Regions from separate parts of the Homo sapiens genome. Here region 1 is linked to region 2. A link is a loop called in an ENCODE intact Hi-C map of the cell type or tissue named here. Cell type or tissue: heart right ventricle. All regions are shown on one strand. Each heading gives the region's core, and the rest is flanking DNA. Links, peaks and the distances in the headings are about the cores only.

Region 1 (4,392 bases), core at 91-4,090, 490 kb after region 2:
ATAAATTAAAAAGAGGGGTCTCAGCAATTTCACTCCTGGGCATATACCCCAAAGAATTGAAAACAGGTGTTTAAGCAAAAACTTGTACATGAATGTTCACAGTAGCACATACTATTCACAATAGTCAAAAGGTAGAAACAATCTGAATGTTCATCAGCTTAAGAATGGATAAATGAAATATGGTATATCCATACGATGGAATATTATTCAGCCATAAAGAGGAATGCAGTAACTGATCTGTGCTATGACATGGATGAATCTTGCAAACATTATGCTAAGTGAAAGAATCCAGACACAAAAGGCCACATATTGTATAATTCTAATTATATGAAATATTCAGGGTAGGCAAATCTATAGAGACAGAAAGCAGACTGATGATTGCCAGGAGGTGAGGGAGAGGGGAATGGGGAGTGACTGCTTTGTAAGTATGGAGTTTCCTTTCAGGGTGATGAAAATATTCTGGAACAAGATAGTGGTGATAGTTGTACAACTCTGTGAATGTATCAAATGCAACTGAATTATACACTGAAAAGTGGTTAAATGGTAAATTTTATGTTATGTGTATTTTACTACAATAATTTAAAAAGAGAGCTCTTTGCTTAAGAGCAGCTATCAGGTTGCTATTATGTTATTGTTGTCTATCCAGGTCACTTCCTGAAACACCTCTCCTGCTTAGCTCAGTGTTTTTGTCATATGCCAGTTAGATTATAACAGTAGCCTCCTAACTAGTCCCCTGTCCCCAGTTTTACTTATCTTCACTCCATGTTCCATGGATTCTCTACAGTGTCAAAATGAGCATTACATTCCTTTATTTAAAATCTTTCAATGGTCCCTGAGCTTCTACTGCAGTAAGATAGCATTCCCTTGCACAGCGTTGAAAGGCACTTCCCGGTTTGGCAACTGATTGCTTCTCTCCCTTTGCAGGCCTTATGGTGAGTGTGCCCTGAGATGGCAGGGCCCATGGTGCTCTCAAGGATTCTTCTGTCCCAAGCACATAGAACGGCCCCTGGTGCATAGCAGGTGCTCAGTAAATATTTGTGAATGCAGTAATCAGGCTTCAGCTAAGCTATCTAGCTCCAGCTCTTGCTACTTCCCCCAAATACCTTGTATTCTAGCCAAACCAAATTCTCCCATAAGTTAGGCCAATCCACGCATCTGAACCGTTGTTGAATTGCTCTCTCCATTTGGAATGTTTTCTGACCATCTGTAAATCTGAGCAAAGGGGTTCATCCTTTAAGACAGCTCAAGCAGTTTCTCTTTTGAGACTGGCAGTCACTCATTTCTTGGTATTCCCATAGCACTTTGAACAGCCCTTTGTGGCAGCTTTAGCATATCTTGTCCTAGAATCATTTGTCTACATCCCTGACTCTCTTACCAGACTATGTGGACTAAGTAGCTCATCTTAACTCCTCCTGCATCCCCTCTTGTGATTAACATATTATAGGTGATACTGGGGGAATAAACAACACAAAAAGTAACTAAATGATTCTTCTTGAAAGATCAACCTTGGGGCTGGACGCAGTGGCTCACGCCTGTAATCCCAGAACTTTGGGAGGCCAAGGCGGGCAGACCGCTTGAGGTCAGGAGTTCAAGACCAGCCTAGCCAACATGGCGAAACCCCATCTCTACTGAAAATACAAAAATTAGCCAGGTGTGGTGGCGGGTGGCTGTAATCCCAGCTACTCAGGAGGCTGAGGCAGAAGAATCACTTGAACCCAGAAGGCGAAGGTTGCGGCGAGCCGAGATCACTCCCAACGCATTCCAGCCTGGGTGACAAAGTAAGACCCTGTCTCAAAAAAAAAAAAAAAGAAAGAAAGAAAGAAAGAAAGAAAGAAAGAAAGAAAGATCAGCCTTGGGAATTTTTTTTTTCCACAGAAAACAATCTGAATTAAACTGGAAATTGAGGACAACCATCACTGAATCTCTTGTCATTCTATGTACTTGGCTGTGGTAAATGGCAGGAAGAGAAGGAGATAGAAATGGAAACAAGTGGAAAGGGCAGGAAACTAGCAGCATAATGGATGTCGCCCTTTCTCTTTCTGAAGGATCCCACCAGGGACTTACTGAATAGATCAGAAAGTGAATGGCAACCATTACTCTGTTTCCAGGAAGAGGAGCGGCCACGTACTCTGGGTGCTACATTTGGTACAAGTGTAGCCTCCCACCAAGCCTGAGTAATTGAGAATCAACCGTGAAAATGAAATTCCAGTTTTCCTTTACAGCATTTTCCCTTTATTGCTTCGTCCCCTCTTGCCCACTGACGTCAGGAGTGTATTCCATTCTATCTCTTTCTAATCATGTTTGTCTCTCCAGCTTGGGCAGAATGTGCTGTGCCGTCTGTGCCCTTTTCAGCAACTTGTGCTCTGTGTGCTTGTCTTGTGCTTTGTTGCTCCTCATGTCTGCTGCTGGGTCCTTTTGGTTAACATCATCCTCCCTTCCCCAGTATACAAGAGAGCAGCCACTCGGAAAGGCTTGGTTGCAGAGTAGGACTCAAGGAGAACGTCTCTCTGGCTCTTTCTCAGACTGCAAGGCACTTTGAATCCTGCATTTCAAAGATAAGTGGAGAAGAAGAAATTTAGGAAGAGGTAGGGGTCCAAGAGCATAAGGGAAAAGAATTGATATGGTTTTGTGTATCTGCTAAGTGATCTCACTTAATTCTCTCTTTCCGATGAGATCGTATTATTAGTTGACTGATGAGGAAACTGAGATGAAATAACTTTCCCAAGACCACTCAGCTGGTCAGTGTCAGAGTCAAGATCCAAACCCAAAAATGTCCACTCCAGCATTGGGGCCCTCGCCTTCCCCACCCACCTCTGGCTGTGGGAGTAGGCTGCCCAGGAGGCTTTGGGGAAGGAAAGGCAGGAGACACTTCGAATGTAGATCTGATTGAGGCTGGCATCCAAGGCCACGGGGGTCCGATTTGGCCATGAGATTTCCCGATGCTCTTCACACCAGGCTATTGCCCATCAGGTCCAGATGTTTTAGAGATGGGGATGCAAGGAAGCCACAGGAAGCCTCCAGAAGAAAGGGGTTGGTGAGGAGTTGGGCAAAGTCTAGGCCCTAACCAGTAAATGGAGGTGGACTAGGACCAGGCTCCCATTCCTGGAAATGGAGGTAGAAATAAAGCCATCAATCAAACGGGACACTCCAGTGCAGGTTAGGGAAAGGCCTCAGTCTGCGGCCCAGGCACGTGGAAGACAGCATCTCCAGCGGATGGGACTGCTGATACCCACCTTGCTCCACCAGGATGAAGCTTGATGCCATTGGATACAAGACTCTGTTTTTCAGTTTCCTACTGATTTTTTGGTGCCTCTACTTGCATGCACACACTTTACCTACAGTAACTCAGTGCCGGCCAGTTGTGGTGCAGTGCTTGCTTGTGCAAAGCTGCAGATTAAATTCCTATATTCATTCATTCATTCATTCATGTATTTATACAGCAAACATTTGAGGGGCTACTATGGTCTAGGTGCTGGGGAAAACCAAATGAATAAAACACAATCCCTGCCAGCGCAGAGGTCACAGGTGCCCAGGGGCAGATGTGCATGTGAACATTTATAGCAGGAGTCATCAGTGACAGAGGTGTGCCGAGGTACCCAGAAAAGTATGTGTTCCTCTTGGGCTTGGAGGTAGGAGAAAGCATCCCAGTGGACAGGGCAGTCAGAATGTCAAATCCCTATCTCTCATGGTTCATCAAAATGCCCTCTCCTGCCTGTGCTGGTGACAAGGCAGGGCTATGGTCAGCCCACAGAACTGTGGGATAACCTTGATGGTGCAGTAAGGGTTAAAGCACAGAGGGGTGGAAGTAAGAAATTATTTTCATGATAAGGCAGATCCTTGGGTTCTGACATAATGCCTCTGTGAGGTATGAGCCTCTCCTGGACAACAATAAAAAGGTATAAAATATAGCAAGGCTGCTCCTCTGAAGTAACAAATCCCTTCCATTGTGTAAGCTGCTGGGACTGCCAACTTCAGGCCGGCCTCTGTGAGGTCCAGGCTTCTCTGTGAGGCCCAGGCCTCCTCTGTAAGTACAGACCTCCTCTGTGAGGTACTGATGCCCCAGTGTGAGGTACAGACCAGCATGAGGGAGCTGCCTTCTTTCACGCCATTATATATGCTTGATTTCATCATTCTCCTTTGCACTGCTTATGTACAGGTTAGGAAGTAAAGCCAAATGAAAGCTAGCAACAGAGGCAGAGTGATTATTCTCTCTAAGCTTTGAACTTGGACCAGCCACGTTTCCAGTCTAGTATAGACAACAATGTCAATCCTCTGCCCAGATATCCTTTTTTTTTTTTTTGAGATGGTGTCTTGCTCTGTCACCAGGCTGGAGTGCAATGGCACAATCTCGGCTCACTGCAAGCTCTGCCTCCTGAATTCAAGCGATTCTCC
Region 2 (4,392 bases), core at 306-4,305:
GAACAGGCAGAGCTGTTCCTGCTCAGAGAGAGGGTGGAGACAGGAAGATCCGGTCTGTCCTCAGCCTAAGAGGCTGGTCCAGTGCCTGTCGATTTGCTGAGTGAGGAAGAGAGCCTTGAAGAAGGGAAGAGTGACAGGAAGGTGGGAGGGCAGAATCCTGCTGAGAGGGTGTCTGTGGGAGAGTGTGGCAATGTGTGGTAACAGTGAGCAAGCCAGAGACAGGGAGGTGAGCAAGTGTGACAGCCGTGAGTGTGGGAGGCAGTGAGGGAGGGAGTGAAGGCATGGGTATGATTCAAAGTGGGCATGAAGGAGGGGTGCAGGTGCCCGAGTGATATGGTTTGGCTGTGTCCCCACCCAAATCTCATATTGAATTGTAGCTCTCATAATTCCCACGTGTTGTTGGAGGGACCCAGTGGCAGATAATTGAATCATGGGGGCGGTTTCCCCCGTACTGTTCTCATGGTAGTGAATAAGTCTCAGGAGATCTGATGTTTTTATAAGGGAAACCCCTTTTGCTTAGCTCTCATTCTCCCTTGTCAGCCACCATGTAAGATGCACTTTTCACCTTCTACCATGATTGTGAGGCCTCCCCAACTACGTGAGACCGTGAGTCCATTTAAAACTCTTTTTCTTTATAAGTTACCCAGTCTTGGGTATGTCTTTATCAGCAGTATGAAAATGGACTAATACACCGAGTGACTGAATGATGGGTAGGGCGACTTCAAGGGGGTGGGAGTGTGAGGGAAGCAGTGGGAATGTGGGAATGGCAGGATAAGTGTGAGAGCAAGAGTGTGAGAGAGCGAGTGTCTGCGAGTGAGGGGGAGAGAGTGTGGGCGAAGACTGAGCAGGAGTGCGTGAAGCTGTGAGAACGTGGGAGTGGGAGTGGCCATGGGTGTGAGTGAGAGGGCTGAGTGTGAGTAAAGTGAGTGTGAGTGGGTCCATGTGAGTGTGTAGAGTGTGTGAGGGGTGTGAGTCTCAGAGGGTGTGTGAGACTGTGAGGGCACAGGGGAGTGTGGGTGTGAGTGTGGGAGTGTGCAAATGAGAGAGGACTTGACTGTGCATATGTGAGGAGAGAGCCTGTGTGTGTGTGTGTGTGTGTCCTGCTGGCGAGGATGAAGACAGGCTGTTGATGGGGTGGGTCTGACCAGGTACTTCCCATCTCACTCTCACCACATCCCCTAAGGACCTTCCATGGTCTAAACCTCACACCCCCTCCCTGGCTTACAGTGAAGCTACAGAGATAGCTCTGGTCCCATGGAATATTCTCCTAAGCTCATCATGCTGTGTATTAAGTTGCTGATGTATAGCAAATGAGCAGAGAAGGTATGCAATGTAAAAGAGGAGAGTCTAGAGTGTGCCAAGAGTTTGGGGAAGAAGGATGGGTAGGACTGGGTGAAGGAAGAAAGGATAGCTGATCACATCACCCCTTTACTCAAATCCATATTACCCCAGTGCCCACTGACCAAATGCCTAATTCTTTATTTATTTTTAAAATTGTTTATTTTTTAGAGATAAGGTCTTGCTCTGTGGCCCAGGCTGCAGTGCAGTGGTGCCATTGTAGCTCACTGCAGCCTTGAACTCCTGGGCTCAAGTGATCCTCTTGCCTCAGCCTCCCAAGCAGCTGGAATTACAGGCACCTGCTGGCATGCCTGATTAATTTTTAATTTTTTTGTAGAGATAGGGGTCTTGCTATGTTCCCCAGGCAGCCTGGAACTCCTCAAGAGATCCTCCTGCCTTGGCCTCCCAAAACATTGGGATTGCTAGCATGAACCACTGAGCCCAGCTCTAATTCTAAAAACTTTAATATGACTTTCAAGATTTTAGGTAATCCTGGGGAGTGAATGTGACTTTTACTATTTTACATAATAAGTACTCAATAAATGTTTGATTGCTCTGGTTCCATGGTCTGTCTTGGCTGGAGAGGGTTCCTCTCAGCTCCACACTCAGCCTTCCACACTCTGCCGTGACATTGCCACTTTGCCAGCTGGATCCATGCCAGGCTCTCCCAACATGGCGGGAGGAGGGAGGAAGGACATCCTTCTTCCTGTCTACTTACTGCTCCAGGCAGCATGCCTCAGCAGTGGGTCTTCACCTAGTAGTGACAATAGGTTCCAGTTTCCAGCTTTTTTGGGGGGGTGTTAGGAACCGAATATTCATGTCTCCCCAAATTCCTATTTTGAAACCCTAACCCCCAGTGTGGCTGTATCTGGAGGTGAAGCCTCCAAGGAAGTAACTAAGGTTAATGAGGTCATAAGAGTGGGACCATGATCCGATAGGATTAGTGTTCCTATAAGAAGGGACACCAGAGAGCTCTCTCTCTCTCACCACACACACGCACAGTGAGGAGAGGCCGTGTGAGGAAACAGTGGAAAAGGTGGTCATCTACAAGCCAGGAAGAGAGCCGTCACCAGAAGCCAGAACAGTCAGCGCCCTGATCTTGGACTTCCAGTTTCTAGAACTATGAGAAAATAAATGTCTGTTGTTTAAGCCACCCAGTATATGGTATTTTGTTATGGCAACCACAGCAGACTAATATAGGGGGTATCCCTAGAATCACCCTTGTGATGCCCTCAGAGGTTTTTAATCGAGTCCTTATGTTAATTTATCTCTGTTCACAGAGAGCTCTGCTTCTGGTTTCCTGATGAGACCCTGACTGATCCAGAAGAGACGGTGCCTATACTAGTCAAGGGCAGGAACCTCCAGGCTGAGGAGCTGGACTCTGTACCTGTCTTCTTTGTCTCACTGCATCGGGCTGTGCCCTGAGCCTCATCTTCAGAAAATGGAGGGAAGTAAGTCCTGGGTGACCGCAGGATCCCTGTAGCACAGCTCCCCCAAGGTCTTAATGAAGTGCCATTACACCTCTCAGCTAATATAATCCCCAGGAAAGGGGCAGGGCAGACAGATGGCAGAGAGGGAGACTGAGTCATACTCACTAGCTAGGCCACACAGCTAGTTAGAAATAGAAGCAGGCCTGGGACTCTTCCTCCCAATATTCCGCCCCCTTCCACAAAGACCCAGAGGCTCCCTGCCTCCTCCCTACTTTTAATTCGAAAGGTAATAGTTCCCACACTATTAACTAGCTGTGTGAACTTTCTCATGTTACTTTTCTCTGAGCCTTGGTTATCTCATTGGTTAAGTGAAGCAGGTAAACTAGATGTTCTCAAAGTGCTTTTTCAGCTATGACATGCTGTGATTTGATGATTTTTCCTCAATGAAACCAAAGGGTTCAATTTATCTCCCCGAAGATTTTCTATGTTCTATGCTCAGCTTTTGATTTGACATAATTATAGCACTTACATTTAGTGCAAATTCACATAATCATTGCATGAGTTATTAATTATTTTTAAGCATTGGCATAGTACTCACTGAACCTGAGGATGTACACATTGGTTAGGACCAGGGGTGAGTTAAGCAACCAGAGGTCTGGGACTGCAGTTAACCTATCAAGCCAGGGAGTTCATGGAACTTAAGTCTGGTTAAACCAAAAAGGGGCCAGGGATTCTAAGGCCATGTTGTGTACTGATGAGCTACTTTAATCTGCCTAATCCTACAGAGTGATGTACAGATCTGTGATAGGTTTAGCATGAACATACTTTCAATGTATGTCTTAATTTTGTTTGTGCTTAGCCTTCTAAAAAAAAAAGGTATTTTGCCAAAAAGTGGCAAAACTGTTAATTAGCCCATTCCCCACAGCCTGGAAAAACATGGAGCTTACACTGGGTTTTGTCCTCCATGTAACAAAAGCCTTAGCTTTCGGGAGGAGGGAAGGAAACCATCTGGGACCAGACTAAGAGGAATCTCCTTCTGCTGGGAGACGGGCAGATCACAACACCCAGGGACAAGGCTAAGGCACAAGCACACAAGGAAGGCCTAAGGCTAAGAGTGAAGCAGAAACACTGAGAAAAACCCTCTGGCAACCCAGCCTCCATCTTAAGAATAAGAAAATGCTAGAGGAATTTAAAGCTGGTGGTGCACTGAAGATAAAACCCAAACCTAGAGCAGCAAAACCCAAATCCAAGTCAACTTCTGACTAGATTGACTCAACCACCCACATCAAGGGGCAAACTTTGTCTACAAAGGACCAGTATATAGCAAATATTTTAGGTGTTGTGGGCCATGTGGGCTCTGTTGCAACTATTCAACTCTGCTGTTGAAGCATGAAAGCAGCCATAGACAATATGTAAATGAATGAACATGGTTATGTTCCAATAAATCTTTATTTATAGACACTGAAATTTGAGTTTTATATAATTGTCTTATGTTGTATAATTACTATTCTTCTTTTGATATCCATTTGACACATTTAAAAATATAAAAACCATTCTTAACTCATAGGCCATACAAAAATAGGCAACAGGCCTGATTTGGCCCAAGGACCATAGTTTGCAGATC

Evidence for each region. Peaks named below come from ENCODE experiments on the same cell type or tissue, not always from the same donor. Only the 100,000 strongest peaks of a DNase experiment are listed, where the experiment ranks them.
Region 1: it touches region 2 in a loop (2.2-fold over the local background); 1 of 110 quality-filtered maps calls a loop at or near these places.

The regions. Positions count from the first base shown.
Region 1 is chr17:57,202,910-57,207,301 of GRCh38, reverse strand. No RefSeq gene overlaps it. Among named protein-coding and RNA genes, the nearest start is that of MSI2, 51 kb to the left of the region's middle. In heart right ventricle, for the core only: no CTCF peak of the experiment used is centred there; no DNase peak of the experiment used is centred there.
Region 2 is chr17:57,693,851-57,698,242 of GRCh38, reverse strand. It overlaps a transcript of MSI2 not described here. Among named protein-coding and RNA genes, the nearest start is that of CCDC182, 49 kb to the left of the region's middle. In heart right ventricle, for the core only: no CTCF peak of the experiment used is centred there; a DNase peak (open chromatin) is centred at 2,019.